Linked DNA regions of Homo sapiens: regions 1, 2, 3, 4 and 5 are each linked to region 6. The links are chromatin loops, found by intact Hi-C in ENCODE. Cell type or tissue: endothelial cell of umbilical vein. All regions are shown on one strand. Region 1 has its middle 160 kb from the start of HMHB1. Region 2 overlaps NR3C1 (nuclear receptor subfamily 3 group C member 1). Region 3 overlaps ARHGAP26 (Rho GTPase activating protein 26). Region 4 has its middle 26 kb from the start of YIPF5. Region 5 overlaps LOC105378209 (a long non-coding RNA gene). Region 6 overlaps ARHGAP26 (Rho GTPase activating protein 26).

Evidence for each region. Peaks named below come from ENCODE experiments on the same cell type or tissue, not always from the same donor. Only the 100,000 strongest peaks of a DNase experiment are listed, where the experiment ranks them.
Region 1: a loop joins it to region 6, with 14 times the contacts of the local background. A loop is called at or near these places in 11 of 110 quality-filtered maps.
Region 2: a loop joins it to region 6, with 5 times the contacts of the local background. A loop is called at or near these places in 4 of 110 quality-filtered maps.
Region 3: a loop joins it to region 6, with 5 times the contacts of the local background. A loop is called at or near these places in 13 of 110 quality-filtered maps.
Region 4: it touches region 6 in a loop (12-fold over the local background); 7 of 110 quality-filtered maps call a loop at or near these places.
Region 5: it touches region 6 in a loop (2.1-fold over the local background); 3 of 110 quality-filtered maps call a loop at or near these places.

Annotation. Positions count from the first base shown.
Region 1 is chr5:143,965,218-143,970,217 of GRCh38, forward strand. No RefSeq gene overlaps it. Among named protein-coding and RNA genes, the nearest start is that of HMHB1, 160 kb to the left of the region's middle. RefSeq lists a silencer at 1-24. In endothelial cell of umbilical vein, a CTCF peak has its summit at 3,006 (motif pointing left); a DNase peak (open chromatin) is centred at 2,984.
Region 2 is chr5:143,308,681-143,313,680 of GRCh38, forward strand. NR3C1 (nuclear receptor subfamily 3 group C member 1) reads right to left here. Exons shown (of 9, transcript NM_000176.3): 4 at 1,417-1,533. Among named protein-coding and RNA genes, the nearest start is that of NR3C1, 93 kb to the right of the region's middle. In endothelial cell of umbilical vein, no CTCF peak of the experiment used is centred here; DNase peaks (open chromatin) are centred at 1,111, 2,991 and 4,941; H3K27ac peaks cover 3,639 bases.
Region 3 is chr5:143,062,555-143,067,554 of GRCh38, forward strand. All of the region lies in intron 17 of ARHGAP26 (Rho GTPase activating protein 26), which reads left to right. Among named protein-coding and RNA genes, the nearest start is that of ARHGAP26-IT1, 130 kb to the right of the region's middle. In endothelial cell of umbilical vein, no CTCF peak of the experiment used is centred here; a DNase peak (open chromatin) is centred at 1,937; H3K27ac peaks cover 925 bases.
Region 4 is chr5:144,142,229-144,147,228 of GRCh38, forward strand. No RefSeq gene overlaps it. Among named protein-coding and RNA genes, the nearest start is that of YIPF5, 26 kb to the right of the region's middle. In endothelial cell of umbilical vein, a CTCF peak has its summit at 265 (motif pointing left); DNase peaks (open chromatin) are centred at 153, 2,973 and 3,403; H3K27ac peaks cover 2,540 bases.
Region 5 is chr5:143,583,210-143,588,209 of GRCh38, forward strand. LOC105378209 (a long non-coding RNA gene) reads left to right here. Exons shown (of 4, transcript XR_944375.1): 2 at 3,454-3,490; 3 at 4,234-4,283. Among named protein-coding and RNA genes, the nearest start is that of MIR5197, 94 kb to the right of the region's middle. In endothelial cell of umbilical vein, no CTCF peak of the experiment used is centred here; a DNase peak (open chromatin) is centred at 3,082; H3K27ac peaks cover 322 bases.
Region 6 is chr5:143,001,170-143,006,169 of GRCh38, forward strand. The region is part of intron 11 of ARHGAP26 (Rho GTPase activating protein 26); the gene reads left to right. Among named protein-coding and RNA genes, the nearest start is that of ARHGAP26-AS1, 130 kb to the left of the region's middle. RefSeq lists an enhancer at 1,209-1,278. In endothelial cell of umbilical vein, CTCF peaks have their summits at 2,047 and 2,261; DNase peaks (open chromatin) are centred at 952 and 1,732; H3K27ac peaks cover 1,496 bases.

The DNA of each region.
Region 1 (5,000 bases), 960 kb after region 6:
GTTAAAGGACTGTGTAAGTTTCTTACAGGTATGGATTTCAGTTAGTTTGTCCATGATCATTTGTATTTATTTTTGGGAAATAAGAGGTTTAAAAAGATAACCAGAAAACCACAAAAAATATAGTGAGCACTTTATGAGAGAGACTTTTATAATTTCATGGGAATTTAGAGGGATAAATCGCTTCTAACTGATGGAATCACTCAGACTAATTTATAGGGAGGTTGCCATACTGGCAACCTGAGGTTTTTTATCTGTATCTATCTGATGGATACTAGGTAGAGAAAATTACGTGAGTAAGGCATGGAAATATGGAAGCACGAGTGTTTAGGTAATGTCATCAGAGTTGTAGTTCAGCTTGGATATTCAGAACCGGAAAAGGAGATGAAAAAGAGAGGTTCTGCCAGGGTGTGTTTGGTCAGTATCATTTCCCATGCGTATAAACCTAGCCCATTCTGTAAGTCAGCGGTGGAAGAGAAAACAGCTAAAGTGGCTGGGTCCTCTGGCTTTTATTTAGCATCTGGCTCTTTTCTGGATCAGCATTTCACACAATTTGTTCAAGGTTTATGATTTTATAATATTCTTGCGCTATTGTCACTGTTGATGAATTTCCTCCAAACTCTAGTTATTCAATACCTCTCTGATCTTAAAAAATTCCTCTTTATCCTCACTCTGTAATTATATGTGAGTTCAGAACACCTAGTTTATGACCTAATCAATGGAAATTTGAATATGCTGGGACTGAGAGGGTCCTGACAAGAGCAGGTAAAAGCCAACAATCTTCTTATGTGGTTCTCCATCAACGTGGTGCTTTGAAAAAAAAATTCTATTCCACTCCTCTCCGCTAGCCATTTTCCATTAGCCATTTTTGCTCTGTCTAAAGCTTCAGTGGTTCCCCACCTTGAAGTGGGTATTTGTTGCTTTCAGGACACTCAACAACCTTTTCCTCTTCCTTACAATACTTCCATTTTCATTAGGAATTTAACTCTTTTCCATTGGGTATTGTGATGAAATGGTAAATCTATGGGCCTACTACAAACTAAGGAAGCAAAAGAGGTTCCTGGAAGTTCTCTCTGAGGAATTTTTTCTTTTACTACCCTGGTTTGACTAGGAGACAGATAGGTGACTAGAGTTCAGCCAATCAGTCGCTTCCTTCTAAAATCAACTCTTGAGTTCTTACTGTAAAGACAGAAAAAAAAAAAAAAGGCTAGAGATCATTGACTGCAGGAAGTGGCCTCCTGTTAGAATACCATGACTGTATTCCCTACTTCCTTCCCATTTCCAAGTGTAAGTCTTCAATTTCCCATCAGTAGCTTTTTTTGTTTGTTTTTGTTTTTGATTCCTTAAGCATACTTAAGGCCTTTGCACTTACTCTTCCTTCTAGTTGACACCCTCCCCCTAAAATCTTTGGCAATGCATAAGTTAACTAAAAAGGTTTCTCACTTTCCCAGGCAATTATTTAGAATTATTCTAAGAAGTTAAATTATTGGAAGTATGAGAGAAATTTCAAAGCTAGTAACATAGTGCCATCTAAAATATTAAATTATAACACTGTAAAACATGGAATATTATATATCCAGTTCTTTAGATGTTATTTTTCCTGATTCAAGCTCAATATTCCCTACTATCTACATAAATTATGCCTGCAGGACCTAAGTTTTATTATATTTATTTATTTATTTTACCTAATTAAGGTGTTATTCAAATAAATACTCTATGTATCTTCTAGGCTTCCCTGTCCCTATGCCTCAGCTCTGCTATTTGTTTCATGCCAAATATTTTTATCTCCTTCTTTCCCTCTCTTTTCTATATATATATATTTCTAAATTAAAGCCCGTTTTTTTTCCTGCAAACCTTTCATGGCCAGCCACTCAGAGACGTTTTCTGAGTTCCCTGTGCACTTTATTGCTACAGGACTTAATACAAGATTGGAAGTCCTATTTGCATGCATATTTTACATCCCCTGCTAGACTATAAGCATTTCACTATGGGTGCAGAGAAGGGGTCTTTGTTTTTCCATCACTGAAATGCCTAACATTAAAATTTTTTTTTGGCTACCTCTTCTATGCCAGGCATTATTCTTGGTGTTTCAATTACAAAAGGAAATCAAGCAATGCTGGCTACTCTCATAAGCCACATGTGAAATGGAGAGGTTCTGTGGGTAGAACATATCCAATATTTTTACCTTTTAAAAAAATTTAGAACTGACAATCTAGCAGTAGAAAAATACATATACACCAAACTACACAAGAGAACTATTGAGAGAAAATAAATATTAAAGACAGAGGAATTTTATATAAGAAAATTCTCTAAAAGAGAAGGGGGTTGAGGTAAGCCTCATGGAGAAAGCATGGTAGTTTGTATATAATAATATTTAGTGTATATTTGTAAAGGAAAGGGATATGCATAAATGTATTTAACAAATTGCCTTTTGTTTAGTTTTGTGTTGAAAGAGAGAACAGTGCCTCAGATGATGCAGAGTCAGAGATCATCTCTCCCCAAAGTTACATTTTGGTTTTGAAGTATACTACATGATTTATTTACTGATTATTTCTGGTACATATTTCTCTGAAATCAACTTTAATGTCTGAGGAATATATCAAATGAGGAAAATCATTCTGGGGCTAAAATATACCATGGAAGATTCCCTTAGTGGTCAATTAGGATTGACTATTCCTAGCTATAAAGAGAAAAGAAAAAGAATATAGAAAATAAGGCTCTAAGTAAGTCTCAGAGCATTGGTCCTGGAGTGAAACCATGAGGACCATCTCTTCAACTCCATTTTCACAAGACCTCTACATGCCTTGTATCTGCAGATAGGCGGTGATGAAGAAATATACATGCTTTTGAGAGCTCAGCTGTTTACAAGGAATTCAGTGGATCTGAGCAATAGTAGTTTAACTTGAAATGCCAAGTTAATTTTTTTTTTTTTCTAATCAGAGGTAGATCTATCTTTATCTTGGTAGGTCTACCATGTTTATTTTCAATTGATCAATAGTGACACCTGCTGGCTCAGGAAGAGACACTTGCCTAATGTGACTATAGGACTGAAATAACTGTGGGAAATAGTGGATATAGTTAGCTCATCAATCCTAAAAACCAAAATGGAACAACCTTAAGACCAAGCTGATTATTGTGTGGAAATTCTCAAGATGATCACAAAAATGAGTCATTATTGGGATGTAGACTTGATGGTGGTGAAATATGATCTAAGACTTGAGTAATCCTTGGAGGAGAGGCAAAGTAATCCTATTCTAGCTGCCTCTCCTAGCCTCACTTCTGGATTAGGGACAGCACTTTCCAATCTCTTTTCCTACCTTTAGTCTGATTTCGCTTCAACACATCTTACGAAAGACCTAGAGTAATTTCATAATCACATTCATGCTCCAAAGCCTGAATGAAATTTATAAGAGGACAGGGAGATAATTGGTGCACAGTCACACTGTGACACACACTCAAATCCAGTGGCAGGAGCCAAGAAGCCAAAGCAAATGGCTCATCACCAGATATGCTCTGACAGGTAGAGATGCAGGTGCTCAGGATCAGAACTGACATGCTGCACAGTATAGCGCCTCTGAGGTGGCCTGGCAGATCTGTGGAGAGGGGCTCCCTCTCAAAACCCTACCCCCATGTTCCTATCCCCCTCAGTCTTTGTTGCTATTTTGAGTGCCTTTCAGGCTGCAAAGATGCCCTTGATTCCTCCAACTTTGCCTCCTTGATCTGTTTTTCCTGAGGAGAAGTGGATGCTCTGAAAGTACTTGTCCCAGTCCCCCTATTTTCCATTTCTTTTTAGTCATCTTGGAAGGCAAATGATATCAAAGTTAAGCTAAGAAGCCAATAATTCACATGTAAATTTGCATTTTAAATGGGAGCACCTTAGCAAAGTATGTACTTAACCCAAAGCATGCACATCTAATGTTCATTGTGCCAAGGAACAAGAAGGAGACATTCGGAGCAGGAGCAGGACCTTCTGGATGCACTGAAAATAAGTACATATAAATAAGAACAATAATCATAAGTCATTCTTAATACTTACTGGGCACTCACATGTAGGAGACATAGTGCTATTCGTTTGATTCCTCTTGCTGTGTAGAAGCATCACAACAATTCTAATAGGTAGAAATTATTATGCCTAGTTTATAGATGACAATACAAATGTTCAGAAAATATAAGTAACTTGTCCAAGGTTATACAGCAAATATTGATGAGTCTGAGACGTCAACCAGGGTCTTTCTGACTTAGACTCTATATACTTAATTATGCTCTACTACACTTTTTTTTCAAAGGCTGGCCTGGATCATCAATGACATCTAACTGTTTAGACTAAGAGAACAAAGATATGGTCTCCATAAGTAACAGTCCAAAGGAAACATTTTACAAAACAGGTAAGCTGCAAAGCACTGCATACATGCCAGTTATTATTACAAGAGGAAGAATGTGGCATCAAGTTTGAGCTTCTCTTTATAATTCTATAAGACAAATGAATGAGAGAGAGAGGTTTGGCATGACAGGGAGGTGAGAAAAGGTTATATCAACAAACATAACGACTTCCTTTTGTGGAAGCATGTTCACATGAACACAAAGTATCCAGGTTGGGTTTAGCTCACTGAAACACAGTGACCCTGTTGCTCCACCTGTAATGAATCAACACAACTTATTGGGTATTTGGAGTAACCAGCATTTTATTAGGTCCTGCATGTATATGACATCACAGTTCTTTTGTAAAACATCAACAAAAAGTTGAGTAGGTTATACATTTCCCTGCTTCAAATATAATTTTAAAATAATATGAAAAGGTATACACTAAGAACCTCACTCCTGTATTATTTCATTTCTCCCTGTTCCCCCTCAGCTCTCCAGATAGACATTTCAACTTCTTGTTTATTTTTCTAATGCTTCTTAATGCAAGTATAAGCAAATATAAATATACATTCTTATTTTCCCACTTGTCTAGCACAAAAGGTAGCATATACAATGATAAAATTTCCTCATATTAACTTTTT
Region 2 (5,000 bases), 310 kb after region 6:
TTCTTCCTTGACTTCCAAGACAGAATTAGGTGACCTTCCTCTTGTTCCTGTGGCCCTATGCCCTCTATGGTGTGCCATGCTATTTTGTGACTGACTCTGCAACCTAACTAGCAGATAAACTACTTGAATACAGGCACTATTTTATTCATTTTATACCTAGTGACTGCCTTGTTGGTGCATATTTGTTGAATAAAAGTGCTAATTTCACAATAAATACTAAGCATATGTGTTATGAGATCACCACTACCTTCACAGAACTTGCAATTTCAACCACAGCAGAATTCCAAACTTTTTTCAGAGGAAAATTTTTTAATGCTGAGATCAGTGTTAATTATACAACTTGTTATATAAACAGGGATATGAAACTCTAACTTATAACTAGTTTCAGGTTTCTTTTTTTTTTTTTTTTTCCAAGACGGAGTCTTGCTCTGTCGCCAAGCTGGAGTACAGTGGTGTGATCTCGGCTCACTGCAACCTCTGCCTCCCGGGTTCAAGTGATTCTCCTGCCTCAGCCTCCTGAGTAGCTGGGACTACAGGTGACACCACCACGCTCCGCTAATTTTTGTGTTTTTAGCAGAGACAGGGTTTCACCATGTTAGCCAGGATGATCTTGATCTCTTGACCTCGTGATCCGCCTGCCTTGGTCTCCCAAAGTGCGGGGAGACCAAGAAACTTTCTCAGAAACTTCTCACTGTTGTGTGCATTCAGGTCATGGAGTTGAACGTTTCTTTTGATTGAGCAGTTTTTCAAACACTCATTTTATAGAATCTGCAAGTGGATATTTGGAGCGCTTTGAGGCCTACGGTGGAAAAGGTAATATCTTCACATAAAAACTAGACAGAAGGATTCTCACAAACTTCGGGGATTACAGGCGTGAGCCACTGCACCCGGCCCAGGTTTCTTCTTTACTTGAAAACCAAAACAAAACCCATCCAGTTCTTCCTTGAGGTTTTTTTTTTCCCACCACCCCCCGCTTGAAGATCTGTAATAAAACACAGATCTCCAAGTAAAAGGTATGCTTTTAAAAGGCAAACAGAAAAATGGACATGTAAATATGTCTGATACAGAAACATTTCCAACCCTAGGGAATAGTTTTGAGGCTGAAAAAAGGAGTAAGAATAATAAAGTTGCTGCATGTTGTGTAAGTTTCATTATTACATAATTTCCTTTCTTTGTATATAGTCTGGCTGTACTGAATTCAGTGTGTGTAAGAAGAACTGGTGGATAAACAAACAATATGACATATTCATGAAAAAAATTTCCCATTTTTATTGGGCAGTAACATTATGCTAGTCAAGCATATATATACTGAACTGACTACATTAATTACATCTGCTTACGTGTATCTTCAAAAGTAAAATGATAAATTTTTATAAGCTACAGAGACAAACAATTGCTTTCAGATATTTATATTACCTTCCAGGTTCATTCCAGCCTGAAGACATTTTCGATAGCGGCATGCTGGGCAGTTTTTTCTTCGAATTTTATCGATGATGCAATCATTCCTTCCAGCACATAGGTAATTGTGCTGTCCTATATGGAATAAAAGGCACTATTAAAGTTTCACAGGTCTTCAAACATATTTTATAAGGACAGCCTCTGTCTTTGTTTCCGGTGGAATATAACCAAGACACCCACAGGTATTGCCTTGAGGGAATGTTCTTGCCTACATTGCCATTATGAGGTCGAGAGGTCAAAAACAACAAAAAGAGTCTCCCTTTTTCTGTTCAACAAACTGAAAACAGTGCAATAAAAAACCTTATTGCAGTATTCACATATAAAAAAAGTACACAAATCAGTGAACCATTTAATAAATTTTTACAAACCAAGAACCTTTATGTAATCAGCTCTCAGATCAAGAAACAGAACAGTACCCCAACAGGCCCCCTTTCTGCCCAATTCCAGCCAGTACCCACCAAGGGTAACTACTTTTTTGATAAACTGTGTTTTACACAGTTTGATAGATTATGTTTTTTTATTTTTATTTTTTTGAGATGGAGTCTCGCTCTGTCGCCCAGGCTGGGAGTGTAGTAGTGTAGTGGCATGACCTCACTGCAACCTCTGCCTCCCAGGTTCAAGCAATTCTCCTGGCTCAGACTCCCGAGTAGCTGGGATTACAGGTGCACGCCACCACGCCTGGCTAATTTTTATATTTTTAGTAGAGACAGGGTTTCACCATGTTGGCTAGGATTGTCTCGATCTCAGGACCTCGTGATCCACCCGCCTCGGCCTCCCGATGTGCTGGGATTACAGGCATGAGCCACCACGCCCAGCCAATAGATTGTGTTTTAAACAAATAATAGTTTGGGGTAGATGGTTAACTGTATCAGGTTCAATTCTTTGTAAAGAATAGGCCACAAAATTGACCACTAGACTATAATTCACCTTTGTTCAGAGCTGCTCTCCAATGCCAAATATCTGTACCAGCTGTTTCAATTTCTTTTTGTACTCTATAAATATCCTAGCTTCTTTACTTGGACAGAAAATGGAAGCACTAACCCAATTCTATCCCCTATAAATCAAAAGTACGATCAACAGATACATCTATTGATGAAGTGGTTATAATACAAAAAAGTTATACCCTATAAGGAATCTCTAAATCACTGTCCTACAGTTACTGGAAGAAAAAAAGAAAAAAAATCACCCACTGCTAAAAATGAAAAATTCCAAAGTTTTGTTTATATCCAACTGAAATGTCAGGATGTGCACATTACGCCAATCTTGATTTCTTTATCCCAGGTATGTCTTGTGCACAGCTAAGACTCTGAGCTATAGGATCAGAGGCAATGTACCTTCATAAGTTAAAAATAGCCCTTTGTGGTTATTAGCATGAAGTTGGACAAGTCTATCTATCTGTTCCTTATCTATAAAATGAGGAGTTTTAACTAGTATTCACTATTTCATAACACATGGCCACGTACAACTAATAGTCATTTCCTGTCAATCCATTCATTCATTCCTTGACTCATTTATTTATTTATTTTTAGACAAGTTCTTGCTACGTTGCCTAGGCTGGAGTACAGTGGTGTGTCATAGCTCTTTGCAGCCTGAATCTCCTGCTTTAGCTTCCTGAGTAGCTGAGACTACAGGTGCGATGCCTGGATAACGTTTTTTTTTTTTTTTTTTTTCCTGTAGAGACGGGGTCTCGTTATGTTGCTCAGGCTGGTCTCAAACTCCAGGCCTCAAGCAATCCTCCCATCTTGGCCTCCCAAATTGCTGGGATAATAGGTGTGAGCCACAGTGCACAGCCCATTTTCCTTGAGCCACAGTGCCCAGCCCATTTTCCTGTCAACCCTTCTGATAAGACAATGAGATATCTTATTTTGGAGTTCCTGTGTCTTCTACTACTTGGTAAATTCCCTTTCTAACTAATAGAAAGATGAGTCTTCAAGTCAGCTGAAATTTTGTGACTTTGTTTTGTTTATATGGTATTCATTTTTGTGGTTAAAGTCTATTTTTGGCAAATAATTCTGGTTTTCTATTTATGGTGGGTGTGGTAGCCAGCCTCCCAAGATGGCCCCCAGTGATCTCTGCCTCCTTGAATGCATGGTCTTGTGCAGTCCCTTTCCGTCCTTTACCAAGATTGGTCTGTGTGGCCAATAAAATATGGCAGAAGTGATGGCATGTTACATGTGAAATCAGATAATAAAAGACAATAGTTCTGCTGCATTGATCACATACTCTCTTGGATCATTTGTTATGGGGGATGTAAATTATAATGCTACTCACGTTACTCCACAGAGACCACAAGGATGCCAGCTTTGGCTAGTGTAGTAGTCCCACCTATTGATTAGAGTCAAAAGTAAAGCCCACCCCTGCCTAGTGTAAAGCTCTGAATAAAGTGCAACAACTTGCTGATACCCATATTATACTATGCCAATTTTGAGGGATAATCTATAATTCTAGCAGGTATTAAGAATGGAGTGCTAAGTGTAAGATATTTTCAATTCACAATGGGTTTATCTGGAGGCAACCCCATTGTAAGTCGAGGAGCCATACTGAATGCGTATCACTTTCCCACCATCATAAAAGTTGAAAAATCGTTAAGTCAGGGACTGTCCGTATTATTATTATCACTGCATTTATATCGTGGAAATACTTAAGCAGTTAAGAAAGTGAGGAGTAAAGTGAGGACACGAAGACGCTTCTGTCTTCTGCGTATGTGTTAAGTAACATCCACTTTATTAGGAGCAATGCACAAAGCAGGGCTGGGCTTTACTTTTGACTCTAATCAATAGGTGGGACTACTACACTGGCCAAAGCTGCCATCCTTGTAATCTTTGTGGTGTAATATGAGTAATTTTATAATTTGCTAATGTATTAAAAAGTAAAACAAAAGAAAATGACTCATCTAACTCTCATGGATATGCAAACACAACATGAGACAAATAATAATAATCCTCATACAGTGAATGAATAATTGTTTCTTTAAAAAATTAATATAATCAGAGCTTTAGGCCAAGCTACTTTCAAACTGCTTTAGAAATAACTAAATTATATGACAATTTTTTTCCTAGAGGAGTCACTGGTAGTATTAGGACATTTTAGACTCTCTTCTAATAAATTTGCTATGGAATGAATTTCTCATTCTTTAGGGAGATAATGCTGTTGCCCTGTCAGCAGTCTGAATCCATAACAAAGTAAGATTTGTGTTAATACAACATTTATATAGTGAAATCAGTTTCTCTAAAATACCTTTCCTGACCTCCTCAGGCCGAGTTTCTCTCTCCCTCATCTATATTATAATCTCTGTACCTTGTCATTGTTAACTCATCTTTCACTTCAGTGGAGTGTGACTTCCCAGAGGGTAAGGATCAGGTCTTATTGGTATTTATACCACTTAGCACAGTGCCCTGGCTTAATAGAAAAAAAAAATGAATAAGAAATGAAATGAATATCTTTTTTTTTTCCTGTCACAGTTCTCACTGTGACTCATTTTTGCCAGGCCAGTAAAGTTGGTGACTTTGAAACCTATTAGCTTATGGAAGTTAAAGCCCATG
Region 3 (5,000 bases), 61 kb after region 6:
GTCTGAGTACTTCCAGGCATCTCTGCAAATCAAAAAGGGATGTATTCATATTTCTTTAATGATCTAGAAACAGTGAATTGGGTTCATATACAAATGCTTGTGGTTATAAAAAAAAGTCTTGCCAGGCATTGGCACCAAGGAGGATGAGCCCTAGTGGTTCAGTAGCATTCCTTGAAGTTCTTAAGAAGGGTTCAAAATAAAAGAAAGTGAACATTAATACTTAACATAAGCACATTTTAGATACTCTAATATTCCCTCTTTTTCCATCCCAAATCTAGAAGATAAGATTTAACTTACCAATGAGCTGTTAAACATGAGAAGTGCTAGTTATTCATTTGCCATCAAGACTAGTCCAAATAAAATAGCCGTAGAATTTTACAAAACACATTTAAAGAAAACAGTATGTTGTGATGATGGCTTAGATGGAAAGCTCCTGTGAGTTTCTCTGGCTGCCTTCCCTCAGCCATACACCCTGGCTCCGGAACCTTTGTTCTCTCTAGTAACCACTGAACACCGCAGTGCTGCCAGTGCAGGATTGCTTGGCCGCTGGGCCACTGGTGGTATGGCCTGATACCCCCACGCAGCCACATTGACCCCATTCTCCAGTCCTATCGGGCTTTTCCCTCACTGACTCCCACCGGGAACTCAGAGTTCTAGTGATTTTAACCCTTTTCTATCTCTTGAATCTGTCTACTTTTCTCTGTCTCCATCAGTACTCCTGTAGTCCAAGCTGCCATTGTGTCTTTCCCACGCTGCTTGCGAAGGCCTCCTCCCTATTGCTCTGGCTGGTGGAGCTCTGGCTCCTCTCCAGTCCACAGAGTGCATGTTGTGCTTCCAGGGAACTTTGAAAACTGCAAATCTCAGCATGTGATTCCCCTGCTTAAAAAAACTTCAAAGGCAGCTTCCCCATTGCTCTTAAGATAAAACCCTGGAAATGGCCTCCAAAGCCCTGTCTGGACCAGACGTTTTTGGAATTTGCAGTTTCATCTTGTGTCTGTTTCTCATGATCACCATCCTGTTCCTACTGCATGGCACACAATAGACGCTCATGAATATTTGTTGGGCAAATGCATGAAGAGTCTCTTGACCGCTTCTCAAATACCCACCTCCCTGCTCCATCCTTTTACCTTTTGCAATTCATTTTCTCCTGTCTGGAATGGCCCCTCCCCAGCCTCTGCCTGCCAAAGGCTACCTCATTCTTCTAGCTTCAGCTCAAATGTCAATGTCACTGCCAACAAGAATCCTTCCTGCCACAAGTGCCCTCTTGCTTTCCTGAGCTCCCACAGCCTTTGCTTGTTCGTCTCTTTTAGCATGTATCACATTCCACCTGGTGGGACAGTTTGCCCAGGTATGTATCTCTCCCTCCTGTGACATCTTAAGCTCTCAGGGGATGGGCAGTCTGTCTCCCTTGTCTTTGTTTCTTACCTAGAAGTTACAAACGAAGCCCATGGCCAGAGCAGCCCACACATGTGTTTGGTGGTGGTGGTATCCTACACATTACTGTTTTGAAACTTTGAACAGGTTTCCAACATCTTTAAAGGGGGCGATTTTACTTGAAAAATTCGTATCTCACCACTGACAATTGGCTGGAGCTGAGTAGAAGCCACACCCTATCCCCCAGGGTGTGCCTTCTCCAGTTTGCCTTAGTTCCTAACAGTCCCTGTTGTCTCTTGCTCCCGGCCTACTTCATTCAGGTCTCCTACCTGCCTGGCCGTGTTGTAGGCATTTGGGTTTTCAATCCTTGCCTACCTATTGGCTTATGCCAAAAGAGGAGCTCGATGTTTGGTGAATCACATAAATGAGCAAGCAGAAATGGGCTAAGGGAGTTACTTCCTTGACTGGCTCTTTTTTTTTTTTTTTCTCCTGGAAGATTTATTATTTCTGATAGATGGGAGGTCCATGAAAGAAGTGAGTGATACCGCTTCCTGGCCTATTTATGGGTATGGGGCAGGAAGAAGAGTGCATTTTTTTTAAGACTAAGAATGGGATTCTCAAAGGACCTTCTCCAGCTATTTTTGGCAGAGTCAAAGGAAAATCTATTTAAAGGGACATTGCACAGAGCACAACGACATATTTTAAAGCAAACAGACAACTTAGCACTTTAAATTAATGGAAATGGAAAGGAAGAAATCAGAGCTCAACATTATTTAGCCTCACCGCCAGACCTTTGCTTACTTTCAACCCAAGAATTTGTCTGTTCTGTGGCTTTGTAGCCTTTAGAGATAGGAGAGAGAAAGATATCAGTTCAGTTTAAATTTTTTGCCTTAAAAAACCCAACAACATTTCTGAATTCAAGGAACTAAATCTTTCACATCACATGTAACGCCCATTCTGAAAGGGGAAATGCTTGACTTCAAGCTGTTAATGTTCAGCAGTCTTAGAGCTCCTTTGATTTGGGTCTCTTGTTTGTTTTGAGTTGTTCCACTTATGTTTGGATTTATTTTCTCAATAAATTTCCTGTTTTCTGATTCATCTCTTCCTTTTCTGAGTCCATGGAATCCCCTCCCAAATTAAGGGAGGAGTGGGAGGAAGACACTCTGTTTTTCTTACTTGGTGCCGCCTTTAATTTTGGGAGTATTATAAAAGTGAGAGAGTATCAGCAAACATGAACATGACTCAGTTTCTTCCTTGCTAATCCTAGCAGAGCTTAGATTTCTTATACATTGGCCTTGGGAGCGTGTTCTTCATGAAATGCCTCTCTTTTTGGCTGAGTGGTGGTGGATAAATTGATTCGCTCACACTGTTTTGGGCACTGGAGTCCTCTCTTGCTGCATCCTCTTTGAATTGCATCATGAGTGTTATCTGCGATACTTATGTTCTTACATTGACTGGTTACTCACCAGCTCTTCAGAACAATTGTGGCTGAAACGTGGCAGCTGGCAGACTTCTACGTATATGAAGTTAATCCATGGGGCATAAGAGCACAGTGGTGAAGAGAGAACATTCTGTAGCCAAACTGCCTGATTTTGATCTCATCTCTTATGTAACCTTGCATGTGAATTATTTCTCTCTGCCTGAGTTTCCTAATCTGAAAAAGATGATAATAATTGTATCAGAAAGTTTTAACTTCGCACATCAGGTTTTCTTGGCTTCTCCTGTTTGTATTGCAGCCACCACTGAGATGACCACTTCTGTGTGGGCTCCGCTGCCCTTCCTGCAAGTGCAGCCTGGTAGCCTGGAGCCTCATGCCTGCGTTTCTTACCTCCCACCCTAGGGAGGCATGACACAAAATGGCATTCACACACGGATACGCTGGGACAAGGGGAAGTTAAAAAACTCTGAGGGGAAAACCTTTGGCCAGTGGGAGAAGGGAGCTGAGTATCTCAGAAGCAATTGTTCAACAGCCTCTTTGAAGATGGTCTCAAGAGATTGAGCAATTGTGTTAGTGCTTGAACCAGGTGGGGTCTAGCTTCTCTTCTCCGCCTCATTCCCCCAAGAATCCCCTGGTAAAGTAGTGTCAGGTAAGCCTTTATGTACAGTCATGCGCCACATAACAACGTGTCTATCAACGATGAACCACATATATGACAGTGGTCCCTTAAGATTATATCATGTTTTTACTCTATAGTTTCTATGTTTAGCTATGTTTAGATGCACAAGTACTTCCCATTGTGTCACAGTTGCCTACAGTGTTCAGTACAAACATGCTGTGTGGGTTTGTAGCCGAGGAGCAATAGGCTATACCACAGAGCCTAGGTGTGCAGCAGGCTCGACCATCTATCTGGGTTTGTGCAAATGCACTCTATGATGTTCACACAGCAATGAAATTGCCTAATGACATATTTCTCAGCATATCTCCATTGTTAAGCGATGCGTGACTATACTTCAAGTCTCTTCTTTCTGGAAAACCTAAAGTAATACAGTAATAGTGCCCACCCTTTTAGAGTTGTGCAGATTAAATTAATCTACACAAAGTTCTTAGAAGAGTGCCTGGCACATAATACACCTTCCATAAATGTTAATTTCTACAATCTGTTGGAGAAATCCGGGAACGGGAGAAAGAAGATGATAGAGCTGGTTTTAGGGTATGGGAAATTGGGGCAGTTGTTGAAACCAAAATAAGTCATTCTTGCTGACTAGATGGGGCTTTCTTCATAGTTTTGTTATTGGCAAGCAAAACCCTGAGGGCTGGATGCTGAAAACATAGCACACACAGCTCTTGTCCACTTGGGAGATTTCTGTGTGTGCATGTGTTTATTTTTGCCTTGCTTGTGTTTGCTTAGCAGTTTGTGTGCATTTGGCCCAAAGGGCTGAGCATCTCTCCCTTCCTAGCAGAAGATGAGCCAGCACAGGGGCAGCTGGGAGAAAGAGCTGTTCATATCTGGTTTCAGGTCCTACCTTATTGCAAGTCTCACACTTCCCTGTGAATATCAGGGCTCTTCGTGATTCAAATGCTCTGTGGGGTGGTGCACCTGTTTGAAGGAACAAGCCACGTAGGGCTGATTTCCATGGAGGTTACCTCCCCCTCCCCCTCCTCTGCCCCTCCCCCTCCCGCTTCTGCTTCTTGGTGTCGCAAGGCTGATTTCATCTCCGATGCAGCTGTCTTTGCTAGAGTTTAATAACTCTTAATTTCCTGGAGGGGGATGGCGCGTTATATCATGAAGACTCATCTTTGTCTGCGTGGTCTGGAAATTTCCACTCATCTTTGTGATCTTTGAGATGTTTCCCTTTGTGGGGGAGTCTGACTTTCCTTCTGTTTTACTCAGTTTGACTGCCCTCTCAGATGTCATTCCCAGATTAAACATGACCATCCACTGTGAAAACGGCCCTCTTGACCTTCCAGTTTCCCCCTGGGAGCAGTCTTCACATGGATTTCCTTTCCCGAGTTACTGAAATCTGTATTGAAGTATTAATCTATACTCTAAAGAAGGTCATGCCTATATTCAGCTTCATTCTGTTTTGGTAGATATTTTTTCACTTTTGCAGTTTCAGTCCAAGAAAGGGCTTGAACAAAAGTTCAGGGGGTTTGAATTTTGGTATCAGTCTTTTCTGCTTCCACA
Region 4 (5,000 bases), 1.1 Mb after region 6:
GCCTGCAGCCTCACAGCCTGAGCCTGGCCTATAGAGGAAAATGGCCCTCTTCCCAGCAAGTAACACACAGGCAGTTTTGGTGAGACTGTGCATATCAACTTTGTGATCAAATTCTATCTGGATGTGGAAGAGCAGTTGAAAATGAAGATATAAACAAATGAGGAAGGTGTGACAACAGAAACTGTCCTAAAATTTTCTGTTCTTTACTTCAGTCGGCAAGTGGGAATGACATCAGATAGGTTACAGAACCACCTAGTGGTGAAAGAGCATCTATGCTGGTATTATAGTATAGACTTGTGAGGTCTGTGTGTATAATGAGCTTAATCTGCCATCCTGGGTGTGGGGGAATGTTGTGCCTCAGTCACTGAAGGGTCTAGGTGCCCTCCTTGGCTTCTGCCTCTTCTCCTACTTCTGGGAATGCTACTGAGAGCAGGGATTTGGGATAAAATGTGTCACCTATATTGGCTTTTCATCTCTACTTTGTTACAGGAGATGTTGGGGAAAAGAGATGTTGACATGACAAAGGAGGCTGAAAACGTTAGTGAAAATCTCAGTCCAACATGTTCTTCTCACATCTATCAACTCCTACTTTCCTTAGAATCTGTGAGGGTGGGGAACACATGAGGGACTTCCAATTTCTACTTCAAATACTTTTGTACTGTAGGAATCAATTTACAATATGCATGCATTGCTTCTGTGATAACAAAAAAGAGGAACCATTTGAAACAAAGAAATGGATGTCACTTCCTCAGGAGCTTTCCCTGATATTTGAAGAGCAGAGTGCAGAAAACCTGCACTGATCTATCTACAAATCTCCCACATGCATTTTTGAGGTGTACAGCTGGCATTACAAGCATAGACAGTGGCTTTGGCACTAAATGGTGCTAACTTTTTCAGATGGGAAGTTGATCCGTGGACCTTGTTAGCCTGGGAACTCTGATCTTCCCCCAGAGAGTCTTGCTTTGGGCAGTACAATACTACAGGCCCTTGCCCTTGCCCCTCATTCTCAAGGGAGGTGGCTTGCTGCAGTATTCGAAGGAAATGAGGCTGGCAGATGAAGATGACTTGGTACTTCATTCATAAGACGGTAGTCACAATTCAAAATGCAGTCGGTGGCCTAGAAGTGCAGCTCTTTATGATGTTCTACATAAAGAGTTCCAAAGGCTTTAGATCATAATACATACAGCAGAATTACTGATAATTAAGTACACAATATTTAGAAATGTATCATTCCCCAAAGCTGTATTTTGAGGAGGGTAATTTGTGACCTGATGGTTTGGAGAGGGAGAGACACCAGCTTCCAAAATACCAATTAGGAGAGTGTTGTAATAATACAGGGGCAATAACGATGACAATTGCCATGGCAGGGAAAAAAGCGTTTCTTTGCCAGCACTGAATCCTCATTGTGCCCATTACAGTGCCCAGCATAGTGTAGACCACTGATAAGCATTGATTGAATAAACATTTACATAACCTGGATGATTAACCATAGTACTGTAGAGGATGAAGGCATGGGTGAGACTTGAAAGAATACAGAAGACTTGCCTAGTTCAGAGATGTAAGAAGCTATGGGGAGAGAAAATCAAATGATGACTCTGCATTCTTGTTGGTTAGTGGTATGGATGTGAGAAAGAGATGGAAAGGGAGAGAGGGAAAGGGAGAAGAAGAGAGAAGTCAAAAGGGCAACAGGAGATAGGAAGGAGAGAGAGAGAGAGAGAGCAACCCACTGAGAGAGAGAGAGAGAGCACGCAATGTGAAGGGACAGACTTTCAGGGTAGAAGAGGGAGGAAGAGAGGAGTTCCACTGTGCATAACTTGACTTTGAGTTGCCAGTGGGGTATCTTAAAGAAATGTCTAGCAGGCAATTGATAATAGGTATTTGAGCATGAGTGTAGTGTTGGTGTTTGGGATATAAACTAGATAGATCTAACATGGAGGCAAAAGTTGAATCTGTAAAAGCAAACAAACTGTCTTGGAGGGCAAGATGTAAAGAGAAAAAACAGGGCTCAGAATTGAGTTCTTAGAAACACTCACTACTTCAAAATGTATTGGGAACGCTGGATAAACTTGAAGGTGACAAGTTTCTGCAGTTGCCAGTTGGACTCTTCTTTACCAAAGGCTAGGTAAAATTACTTGATATTTTGAATGTAGACTATATAGAGAGTTATTCAAAGCCAGGTATAAAGTGGAAAATCCTGAGGTACACAGAAGAAATAAAATATTCCCAACTCTTATTTGTGCTTTGTTTTAAAATTCTCAAAAGCAACTCCAGGTTCTTCAGTTAAAAAGTTTACAGCTAAAGTTTGCTGTCGTTTTAGTCCGTTGGAGTATCCTTTTTCCCTTCTATTTTTGCTTTTGTCTCCACTTTGTAAAGAGGTTGCTGAAACCTGTGCATCGAATTCTTTACAAAGCAACCCAGCCACTAAGGGACAATCAAAAAGGAAGCACAGTGCATTTATAACAACTTTGCTGGGAATTGGTGGGAGGGGAACCCAAAAGGAGTGCTGTCTAGATCAATGACCCCAGAGCACTGGGATAAGTTAATTGGCAAACCATGAAGGAACATAATGGGAGAACCAAGAGGGGCTTAAGCAACCTTTTTAGGATTAAAGGATAATACCTTTGGCAGTAACCATTTTTCACTTCCTTTCTTCCCAGTGGCCCTCTTCTGGTAAGTTAACAAAAACAGTACTTTCCCAGGTGTAGTCAGACATCTAGAAATAAGAAACTGCCTGGATGAGGTAGCTGCTGAGCACAATTACTGTCTTGGGTAGTGCTGAGGCACCAAAAGGTTGCTGGAGGGCATGTTGAAATAAACATACATCACTTTTACTGATGCAAGAGGAAACAATTTCTCTACCAGGGGTGTGTATATGTGTGTGTGTATGTGAGAATGTGCGTTACCAGCATCAATTTGGATAGGTAAATGGAAACGTGATTACTCCACAATGATGCAAGTATGATGGAAACAATGCACTTTTCACCAAGTAGATATCACATGGAAGCAGGACCCAGGTGTTTCCTTTCTGAAGGAAACTCCCAACAACACTGAACAACACTAAATCCAATGTCAACAATGAAATGCATTGACAGAAAAGTCCAGTGATTCTTAAATCAGATTCTTAAAGGCTTATAACACTGTAAATTCAGCTCATAAAACTGAAAAGGGGAGAAATTAAAAAGTAATCATTTTAATTATCATGTTTGTGTTACATTTAGCCAACCGCTACAATAATATCATTTGGCATGTTCTACTGTAATTAATCCAGTAAGTGTACAAAGTAAACAGATTAGAACTATTTATAGCTCTGAAGCTCAAGTGGAAATGAGATATTGCCCAAGTACAATTACAATAAATATAGGGCTTGTTGACACTCCTTCAAATTATGCTGTTAGGACTTTTAACCCCCCATGTTGTTCTTTAACTGTATCAGCCTTCAGAAAACAAAGAAAATTCCAACAGTGGCTCTCGTCAGACTTATTATCAGATGTACACATCAAAGTGAGTAACCAGGTCCTTGTTTTATTTGAGCCAAATTAGGTAAATCTCATTAAAGATATGCTAACTAACATATGAACACCAGTGCAGTTTTAAAAGAAATCTCTGCAATGAGGTACAAAGAACACATGATTTTATGAGTCAGTCTCACAGAATAAAAGTTATGGTCAAGATTCGTATCATTTACTGCCATAGATGCCTTTAGACCTTTACTGCCATAGATGCCTTTAGATAATAATGAATTATATATAAATGAAAGGAAATATATATCTGGCACAAAAGATAAAAAAATCTATATTGAGAGGACCATTTTTTAAAAGGTAATATCCCTCACTTAGTAAAAACAAATGAAAATTGCTCACAAGACAGCTGGTCAACTATTTAGGTATAATACGTGCAAATTAGGTCCAAAGTAATTATATTCACAATTGTAAGAAAAAAAATGGTCTCTCGTGATATTGCTGCTACAAGTATTGCTGAGACCACTACTGTCCGTAATAATAAATAGCACCTACTATCTATTGCACACTTTTAGTTTACAAGGCACCATATTAAGTACTTGGCATTCTTTCCCTCAGTTAATCCCACAAAGGCTCATGAAGGAGGTGCAGTAGTTATCCCTGTGCTGAGATGAGAAAACTGAGACTAAGTGAGGACAATTCCTTTATGATTCTAGTACAGAAGCTGGCTTTTGAGCTCTGGTTGATCAGATTACAAAGCCTGTGCTCTTAAACACCATATTGTCTCCTGACAATTTCAAATGAAGAGTCTGAGTGAGGACTTTTGAATGCAGATGAAATAGTCTGCTCTTTTTAATTTTATTTTTTGTAGAGACAGGGTCTCATTATGTTGCCAGGGCTGGTTTTGAACTCTGAGCTCAAGCAATTCTCCTGCCTCAGCCTTCCAAAGTGCTGGGATTACAGCTGTGGCCCACTGTGCCCGGCTGGAAATGGCCTACTCTTTGTCTGGTTTGAGTGAAGCCAAGAAAATCCACCTTCTGTTGCTTACAGAAGAGGCCACAGTTTTGCCTCAGTATATTGGGCTTAGGCTCTGGTTTTACCCCAACCACAGGTTAATGTAAACAGCTCATGAATATATATCTGTTTATTATCTACAAAAGAATGTCCTGCATGTGTGTAGTCATTTCACATAAATGGTCTCTTTTGATCCTCTCCTTGGTGAAGTGGGCAGAGGAAGCATTTTTATCCCCATTTTACAGGAAGTAGAAAACTTACTTTATTCAATGCTGTATGATGGATTGAGGGCAGAGCTAGAAGTAGAATCTATTTTTCCCTCTTCTCCCAACCATTTTGCACACCAGCTTAGCTCTTCTATGTGAGGGAAAGCAAAACAACTACAGTAGCCCAAAAGATTTTCCAGTCACCCTCCAAATGAAGTGAATAACATCTGGCTTCATGTTCTCATGTTATCTGTAATTTAAAACTAGAGGCAGCTATCTCTAGTTAATTTCAAAACTGAACCCAAGTTCACTAATCCAACCC
Region 5 (5,000 bases), 580 kb after region 6:
TCCACAGGCAAATGACATTTAAGTCCATGGATGGATGCCTTTTCTTGATGTTCACACAGGAAACATATCATTCCCTATTCGACTCTATTAAGTTACTTCACTTGATCACATGTTCAAGCTTTCGTGGTCTTTTTTTCTAAAAATTATATTCTCCAGAAAAGGGGTGGTGATCTTGCCTTTCCCTTATTCCAGACTTTAAGGAGATGAAAACCAGGTGTAGGAAAGAGGAGGGTAAACATCAGGATATTAACAGAAAGAGGAAGAATAGAGGGGACAGTCAGGTGGTCCAGGAGACTGGAAGTAAATTCAGTTCACGTTCACCACATGCCACAGCAACAAAGATAACACACTTCCTGGTTTGAGTAGCTTATGCCTTAGAGCAGAGGTTCTCCATCTTTTGAGTCATACCTGATAGATAATATTTCATATGTTCAACCCACTTGCATTACTAATATGGACACTTCTGGACTGTGGCACTCACTGATTAAATACTCTGCAGATTGTATATAGTTCTGAGCTCAGGAACTACAAATCCTCCTCTTTCCCTATGTTCCCCTGTTGCACATGTTGTGGCTGAACTCCCTGTCTCTATTTCCCACCTTCCCCAATGAGTAGCAGTCATGGGGTAAGGGTGATAGTGACCCATTCCTGGCTCTAGGAGTAGGCGTTGATGAACTTAAGCAAACCAGTTGTCCATTCTTTTAGATTCAGGGGAAGGCATTTGACCTATGATTTCCTGGAGGGAAAACCAGGACTGTGGTTTGACTGTTGGTTGAGAAGAGGTCTGTGGGGAAGAGAAGATCTTTCTCCTAGATGTGGTACAGTGTGGATGTGAAACCTAGAAGTGCTGCTGCCATTTTGCTACCATGTGTGAAGTCAGCATGAGACAAAGTAGCAGAACAAAGAGAATTGCAGATCAAAGGAGCTAGAGCCAAACAAAACTGTATCTAAAGTCCATATAACACACACAAACCTATATTTATTGGTGTATTTTAGTTATAGGAGCTAATAATTCTCTATTATTCTTATTTAAAAAAATTATTTCAATAGGTTTTGGGGAATAGGTGTTTTGGGTTACATGGATAAGTTCTTTAGTGGTGATTTCTGAGATTTTGGTGCACGTGTCACCTGAACCGTGTACACTGTACCCAATGCGTTGTCTTTTATCCCTCAACCCCCTCCCATCCTTCCCCTGCCAAGTCCCCAAAGTTCATTATATCATTCTTATGTCTTTGCATCCTCATAGCTTAGCTCCCATTTATAGGTGAGAACATATGATATTTGGTTTGCCATTCCTGAGTTACTTTACTTAGAATAATGGTCTCCAACTTCATCCAGGTTGCTGAAAATGACATTATTTCATTCCTTTTTATGGCTGAGTAGTATTCCATAGTATATGTATACACCACATTTTCTTTATCCACTCATTGGTTGATGGGCATTTAGGCAGATTCCAAATTTTTGCAGTTGCAAATTTTGCTGCTATAAACATGCATGTTCAAGTATCTTTTTCATATAATGACTTCTTTTCCTTTGGGTAGATACTCAGTAGTGGGATTGCTGGATTGAATGGTAGTTCTACTTTTAGTTCTTTAAGGAATCTCCATACTCTTTTCCATAGTGGTTGTACTAGTTCACATTCCCACCAGCAGTGTAAAAGTGTTCCCTTTTTACCACATCCAAGCCAACATCTATTATTTTTTTATTTTTAAATTATGGCCATTCTTGCAGGAGTAAGGTGATATCACATTGTGCTTTTAATTTTCATTTCTCTGATAATTAGTGATATTGAGCGTTTTTTCATGTTTATTGGCCATTTGTATATCTTATTTTGAGAATTGCCTATTCATGTCCTTTACCCACTTGTGGATGGGATTATTTGTTCCAGTACTTGACAAGTGGGCAAGGGACATTATTGGTATAAAATCTACCAATAAATAAAGATATGTATTTTGCTGATTTGTTCGAGTTCCTTGTAGATTCTGAATATTAGTCCTTTGTCAGATGCACAGTACCTTCTCTTTATTGTTTAATTCAGTTTGAACTGGGTTTTGGGAACTTGCCACCAATAGCACTGATCCATATAAATGACTTTTCAACACTGTGGCTAAGAACCTCTGGGTTAGAGGAAATTCAAATAAGTTACTGACAAATGAAGTAAATAATAATAATGATAATATTAAAATCAGAAAGTGAGTGACAGCATTTAGAAAGATGTCCTTGGGTTAGGTTGGTAGTAGTTTTGGAATGCAGCCAAGGAGACAGAAAACAGCAAAAGTAAACCCCAGGTAAGGAAATACTTATATTTCTTAATTGGTTCTAAAATATATAGAGTTATTCAAGAGGGTTTCCAATCATAAAGCTATAAATTCAGAAACTGTAATGGTAGAGGTACTGCTAGAATAAGAGGCCCCTGGGAAAGCAAGTTAAGGCAGGTTGGAGTGGGTAGGCAGCTTTCAGGATGTCTGGAAGGTGGTAGGAAGGTTTGGATGAGAAATGCTAAGATTGCTGGAGTAACTAATGAAGCTCATGTCTGATGCTGCTGATGTATTACAAAAATCTCAGAAGCCCGGAGTATTGAAGCCAATGGTAAATTCAATAAGTATTTGATCACTGACAGAAAAACAAGTGTTCCAGGCATATAGGCAGCTAGTTTGTGTGAATCCGTAGTGTATTTAAACCAGCATGTTAAAGGGGCCTATAGAGAAGGTAGTCCCTAAGAATCTATCACTTTGTTGATTCAAATAAGACATAGCATCTTTTGCCATGTCTTCAACTACAGTGTTTGTGTCTTTCTTTTAAGATTGTTTTTCCTCCTTCCCTCCCTGTTCACTTTCTTTCTTTTTTTTTCCCTTCCTTTATCTTGTATGTGGATGCTGACATTTATGTATAGATCTCCCTCATACTGAGATCACTAATGCTGGTGGCTTTAGATATAGACTGTGCAAGTTCAGCCTGAGTGGTTCTAGACAGTTCCTTGAACTTGACTGCATTCAGGAAATGTTAAATATTTCCTGGAAATTGCCTGAGTCAGTGCAAGACTCAATGATAAAGCATATCCTGCAAGTCCTGAATGCCACATGTAGGCAGAGAAAAGGCAAAGCAATTTTCCAGCTGTTTAAATAATGAGCACAGGAGTCCCTTCAGGGGGTTCCTTTGAGTAGAAAAGCAAGTTAAGGCAGGATGGAGTGGGCAGGCAGCCTGCAGGATGTCTGGAAAATTAAGTGGGAAAGAAGACAGTGTGGTGGTACGAAGTCGTTTGAGCTCTAAAAGGACAGGTCCTGGGAAAGACTTAAGGCTGGAAACAAACCAGAAACATCCTTCATTTTCATCTTTCCAAACACAGCTTTGTTATTATCTAAGACAGTTGAAGAAAAAGAAAAAATTGACGTGCCTTTGGAAAATTCAAAATGTGTCATTTCTGTCTCAAAAGTCCTGTATTTTGTCTTGCAGTTCAGAGACTGGAGATGGGCAGTGTCACCCATATCAGGTATGTGGTTGAGTAATGTCTTAGAAACAAAATATGTTCCTCTTTGGTTCCAGATGCTTGGGTTTCTAGAGTCTGGCAGGACTAGTAATCTTGAATCTGTCTACTTCACACAAAGTTTGACCAAGTCTCACAGGGTTTGGGACCCTCACAGTTTTGTCAGGAAACCAGCCTACCTTTTTTCCCTACTCCTCTTCCCTCCCTCCCTCTTGCCATTCATTCAAACAGTGGTACAAAGAACACTAACAGGTGTCATACACTGAGGTATGTGTTGGGAATAGAGATGAGTAAACATGGTGTCTGCCTGAGGAGCTTATTCCCTAATAAAGGAGTCAAACATGAATAGATAAGTTATAATATGGAAAGATGAGTGTTATGAAGAACCCAGAACTGTGGGAGCCTGAGTCCAGCTGCAGTTCCCTGGCAGGGGAGTGTCAATACCCTTCCAGTTAAGGTGGGGTGGAGGGAGCTCACCAAATGCCTCCAGAGAGCCAGGCGCCAGAGTTTATCAGCTATCAGGAAGTTCTGATACCAAGAATAATATTTTAGATGGAAAGAAATACTTTCCTGCAGTGGTTTGAGGAGATGGTGTTGCAAAATTTTCACATTTTCTTTTATATACTGTAGTTTAGAGAGGAAATTATCCTTTTCTTCTGGGGGTGGGGGGTAAGTTGGCAGATTTTTCTGTCAAAATTAAAAATAGACATAAAAATACACATCCTTGGACTCTGCAATTCTATTTCTAGGAATATTCCCTCAGATACAGTCAGAAGAATATACAAGGATAAATGTACAAGTAAGTTGATTATAACATTGTTTGTAACAGTAAAAAACTAAATAATATAAATATCTAATTATAGGGGAATGGCTAAATAAGTTATGGTATACTATGGAATGCCATGCAACAGTTTAAAACAATATTATAGAGCTCTATATACTGAAAAGAAAGGGATTGTTAAGGAAAAAAGAATGCTGCAAATAATTGATATAGTCTGATGTCAACTATGATTTAAAAAAATTCTACACACATACATATACATCCATCTATCTGTCTGTCTGTCTGTCCGTCTGTCTGTCTGTCTGTCTATCTATCTATCTAAATATATGGAAAAAAAGCACTGAGGGATGTGCACTAAGCTGATAAAAGCAGCTATTTCTAGGGAGGGGAATAAGGTTGGGAGTGGGGAATGGGATGGGTAAAAGGGATATTAACTTGTATATGTTGCTATATCACTGGCATTTTTCCTGAATATACATTCTTGTATCACTCAGGCTAAACATAAAAACATTTTCAATTCCTATGGCATCTGAAATGCTACCATGGGCATAAGCTGCATAAAAATGGCCTTTAATGCTTATATGCTGTGGTGGGAACGTAAATTAGTTCAACCATTGAGGAAGACAGTGTGGCAATTCCTCATAAACTAAAGACAGAAATACCATTTGACCCAGCAATCCCATTACTGGATATATAGCTGATATGGTTTGGCTGTGTCCCCACCCAAATCTCATC
Region 6 (5,000 bases):
GGGTGTGTGAGGGGTGGGAGTAAGATGGAAGGAGGTCTGAGGGAACTATCTGAGCTGATGTTTCTATCTTGATAGAGGTTTAGCTTACATGGGTATATGAAATTGTCACAATTCATGATTGGCATGCTTAAGAATTATGTATTTTATTGTATGTACATTTTACATTTAAAAATGGACAAATATTGAACTTTAGATGATATGTGTTCTGAAATGTTTAAAAGTGCTGATATCTGCAACTCCTCTTAAAATTTATTAAAAAGCAAGATGGACTGATGGATGATAGAAAGATGGCTAGATATGTGATAAGGCAAATATAGCAAAATATGAACAACTGTAGAATGGAGGTGATGGGTATATGCATGTTTACTGTCTCTTCTTTCATCTTTTCTGTATGTTTGAGAATTTTTATAAGGGTATGTGGATTGGGAGTAAATGTGCTGTTCTGGCTGGCCTAAGTCACACTATTCCTGGAGTCGGAAGTGGAGTGGATTCTGCCTGTGATGGAGGTGGGGGACCCACACAGAGTGCAGAATTCTAGAATCTACAGTTCCATTTTAGAAACCTCATTCTGCTCCTTGGGAGTTGTGGGAGAATACTGAGATTCTCCATGTGATCACAGTGCTGGGGATACCCTTTACTGCCAGCTCAAAGCAACAGAATAAAAGAGTGAATATTCTCAGAATCTCTTGTTGCATGCATACGAGTTGGCATCAAGATTATTTTTGGATTTGGGGTAGGAAACTCAGCTTCGAGTCATAGATCTAGAAATGCAGTCCTCTGAACTGACAGCTGTTTGTGGCAAGGGAAGAAGTCACCTTTCCCTGTGTCTGTGTTGGATAACATAACATTCACCTTCTGCCTCTCCAAGGGGCATTGTGGGGATGAAGGCGATCATGAACGTGCTTTGAGTTTGTCTGACTGCATCAGCCTCGAGTTGCAATGAAGACAGCTATGCATGCCACTGCCCGGAACCTCCTGGAAGAAGGGACTGGAGGTTGAAAGGAGCTGCATAGTGCTGTGACTCACTCTCTGCCCGTTGTTTCTCCTGGGCTGGGACCCACTTGGGCAGCAGAAGAGCCTTATGAGCTCCTACTTTGGTGTGCTGCATACCATCCCGAGGAATTTCTCATATGCAGTTTTCTAAAGCACAAAAGAGCAAGGTTCTCTCTTCTGCTAACAGAGCTGTATAACTATTTCCAAAAACACTGGGTTGGGGGTTGGGGGTTGGGGGTTGGGGAGGGGAGCACATAAAGACATTCTCTGTTTAGTATTTCAGTTTCTTTTGGGAGGATGGGAGGTGGTCTCTCCTCTCACCATGAAAACGGCATGCTGACAGATGAGTGGGTTCACATCCACTTTTTAATGTTGCATCAGCCTGAAGCCAGGAAGTGCTAGAGCCGTAAGACTCCTCACACTGTGACCTGGCCACATCCTACATACATGTCAGCTTGCACGCCATCTACTTAACTGTCATGCACTTGATAGCAAATGAGCTTTTGCCCTTTCTGCTGCCTTTAAAAATTTCCTGAAACACTTTTCTGACTTGTACATTACTTAGATTTCTTTCTTCCTCTTTTGCATCCAGTTTTTGTTTATGTTGGCTGTGACTCCAATCTTCGGTTGAAAGCTAGGGAAGTTGCTTATAAAGGTTTTCAGGATTGCTGAATATGAAATGCAAGGAAATTGCATAACATTGCAGCATTTCCTCCTCTTGTTGCTTGCTTGTTACCCAAAATACAGTAGTTCCTTCTAGAAGCTTGAAGAAATTTGGCAGATCCTACCCTCTGATGGTCTATTGTGGTCTAGAGAGTCAGTGTTATCCTGATTTGAGGTTGAATTTTTCTTAAGGTCAAACAACAAAGCTTCCTGAATTATAACTATGGCAACAGTGTTTATGTAACACACAAATCAAAGTCACGGGGTAGCGGAGGAGAAGCACCCACAACAATCAGTGTTAATAATCCCAGAACAGTTAGCCTGTGCCTAATTCACCAGAACCAAAAACAAGTTAAAATAAATGGCCTACTCCTTCACTGGTTATTGGGGTGTGACCTACCACCTACATGCTCCAGGAGGAGCTGTTTCACCTTTTCTCTTGAAACTATATCAGCTTAATTTGAAATTTCTCACAGAGAACTGCGGTAAGTGCCAGTGACACTCAAAATGTGAAAGCATTGCCATAAGGATAATTTGCTCATCAAGGTCATCATGACCTGCCTCTGACCTGCAGAGAAAGACCCAGACGAAGGAATGCGCATCCTTAAGCCCCTTGTCCTTTAATGAGGAATAATTTCTTGGACACTGAATATATGCAAACATTTAGATGCCGCATAGATCACTTCCCCTAAACCCTGCCCCATAGAAATGTAAAATTAACCTTGATTGGAGATTGGAAATGATAAGAATGAAAAATTTTATTTGGAAGTATTAAATTCTGTAGAATATAGACTGTAGGAGCAGTAAGAGATCAAAGAAACGAGAGATTAAGGTTGTCTGCAGCCATCAAGTAAGTTAGGAAATATTTGTGGAGTAAGGAAAAGGGAAATAACGTTTTTGAGCACCTCCAGTCCCTGTGATAACTATTTTAAATTCTGTTAATACTCTCATAAGTATTATTACTTAGCTCTACTTTGCAATGAGAAAGCAGACTCGGAAATGTTGAATGATTATCTAAGGGCGCATAGTTCAAAAGTGGTAGAACCAGGTGACAAAATAAAAACTTCATCCAGATTAAATTTAAAGGAGTTTAATTGAGCTATGAACAATTTGCGAATTGGGCAGCCCCCAGAATCACCACACATTCAGAGAGACTCCAGGGATGCCTCGTGGTCAGAACAAATTTATAGACAAAAAAAAAAAAAAAAAAAAAGGAAAGTGACGTACGGAAATCAGAAGTAAGGTACAAAAACAACTGGATTGGTTACAGCTTGGTGTTTGCCTTATTTGAACATAGTTTGAACACTCATCAGTGTATAAGTGGTTGAGGTATGGCTGCTGGGATTGGCCAAGACTCAGCTGTTGTTATAGGTAAATTTTCCTAAGTTAGGTTTTCAACCTTGTCTACCTATTAAGTTAGGTTACAGTTAGTCCACAAGGACTCAGATATAGGAGCATGGAGTCCTTCTCAGGCCATATTTAGTTTGCTTTAACACAGACCTTAATGCCAAGTTTCCAAAGCCACAGCATGCTCCATCCACCACTTGACTCAACTTCATCCAAATCCATTTCTCCCTGTTTTGGAATCTGTCCAGGGCCTATACCAGTGAAAGGGTTAGGCTGACAATGATTAAACCCCAAATGCAGCGAAATTAATCAGCCCAGGAATGCCCGGGATGCCTTCTAGACAGAAGGGGGCTTAGGTCTGTGTGTAAGAGGATGCTGGGTCAGCCTCCTGCTTTAGTGGACCATGAAGAGCTCCTGTCAGTCATTTATGTTCGGCTGAAATCTGCCTTCCTGGGGACTCCACCCTGACCTTCATCTCTGTTCAGCACAATAAGATTTCCCCTTTGTCACATCACTGCCCTTTGAGAATCTGAAGACTGGTATTGTGATGTTTTGAAGCCTTCTCTTCTCCAACCAACACTGTGGTTTAGGGAAACACATCTTGCAGAGCAAGTGAGCAGAGCCAGAGGGTGGAGCCAACAAGAACCAGGATATAGCCAATGTCAAGGTCTAGGTGAGAAGGCAAAAACAATCTGACCTTGGGCAATAGAAGAAGAAGTGGGGATGAGGAATAGGTTCAAGACATATGAAAGTAATAGAAGTGATACAACTAGGAACTGATTGGATATGTGAGGTAGAAGGAATGGGAAATTCAAGGATGACAGCACAGTTTCTCGTTCAACTTTGTTGCACATTTTTCTCCTTCACTCTAGAGTTCCCTATAAAGCACAAGTAGGCTTTTCTGTCATGCACTTAAAAAAAAAATTACCACAACCCTTGTCTGTGAGCAACAGAAACACAACTAAAAAATAAAAAGTATGTTATTGATATACTATAGAAAGAGCAGGGATGAGCTTCTGATATGTTAAGATAAAAGGGCTCAAATGATACCATCAGAATCCCATGTCCCTTCATTCATGGCCCTGCATTTCTTTGTTTGACCTTTTCTGCTCAAGGCTTTGCCTGTGTGGTAGCCGAAGTTGGCCTCAAAAGCTTCAGGTATGCATCCTGTTTTCCTAGCAACACAAGGCCTCATTTCCCATAGTTGTAATAAAAAATGAGTGAGTGTCATCGGCTGAGTTTGGCTTGGGCCAATCATATGTGCAGTAGGATGCATAGTCTGGATCACATGCAACAAACCTGAAGATGGAGTTGGGATCAGCCCCACCCAAACCATATGAACTTGCCTTGGCAGGGAGGTGGCTCCCCAAGGAAAATGAGGGTGGTATCCCTGGAAAAAGAGGTGCATGGATGTTGAACAGTAGTATTCACGGGTGTCCAGAGCACTTTTTTCCCCCAATGTTACTGAGGAATAATACTAAGAGATAAGTTGCTTATATCCACAAGGTACAAAGCAACAGGCAATGCTTGAACTAATGGAAAAGAAAGTTTATTTTTCTATTCATCATCATTGTTGTAATCATGTTTTGAACAGCAAGCAGCAGTTTTTATTCACCAGCAAGAACGCTTCCGGGGCTGTTAAAAGACTCTGTCTTTTGGATGGCTGTAGGAGCACAGCCATTTGGTCACTTTTTATTGGGCCATTTTCTAAGAGACTGCCTAGTCTTGAGATGCCTCTGATTGTGTAGGGGAAGGGACTCGGCACCAACAGGTACAGAACCCCTTTCTTAGCCCTTATTTCAGAACTCCCCAGTGGTACCATAGGCTTCAAAACTATTAGAAGCATTCGTTGTCACCTGGTGGATGTAGAGCTAACACACAGGGGTGGAACATAGAAAATAAATGGCTATGTGAGGGATTTTGATAGCCTTGAGTTAAGCCAAATAAGATAAATCTGTATCCTGTTTTCTCTTAGGAAGGCCTGAATTGTCTGTTTC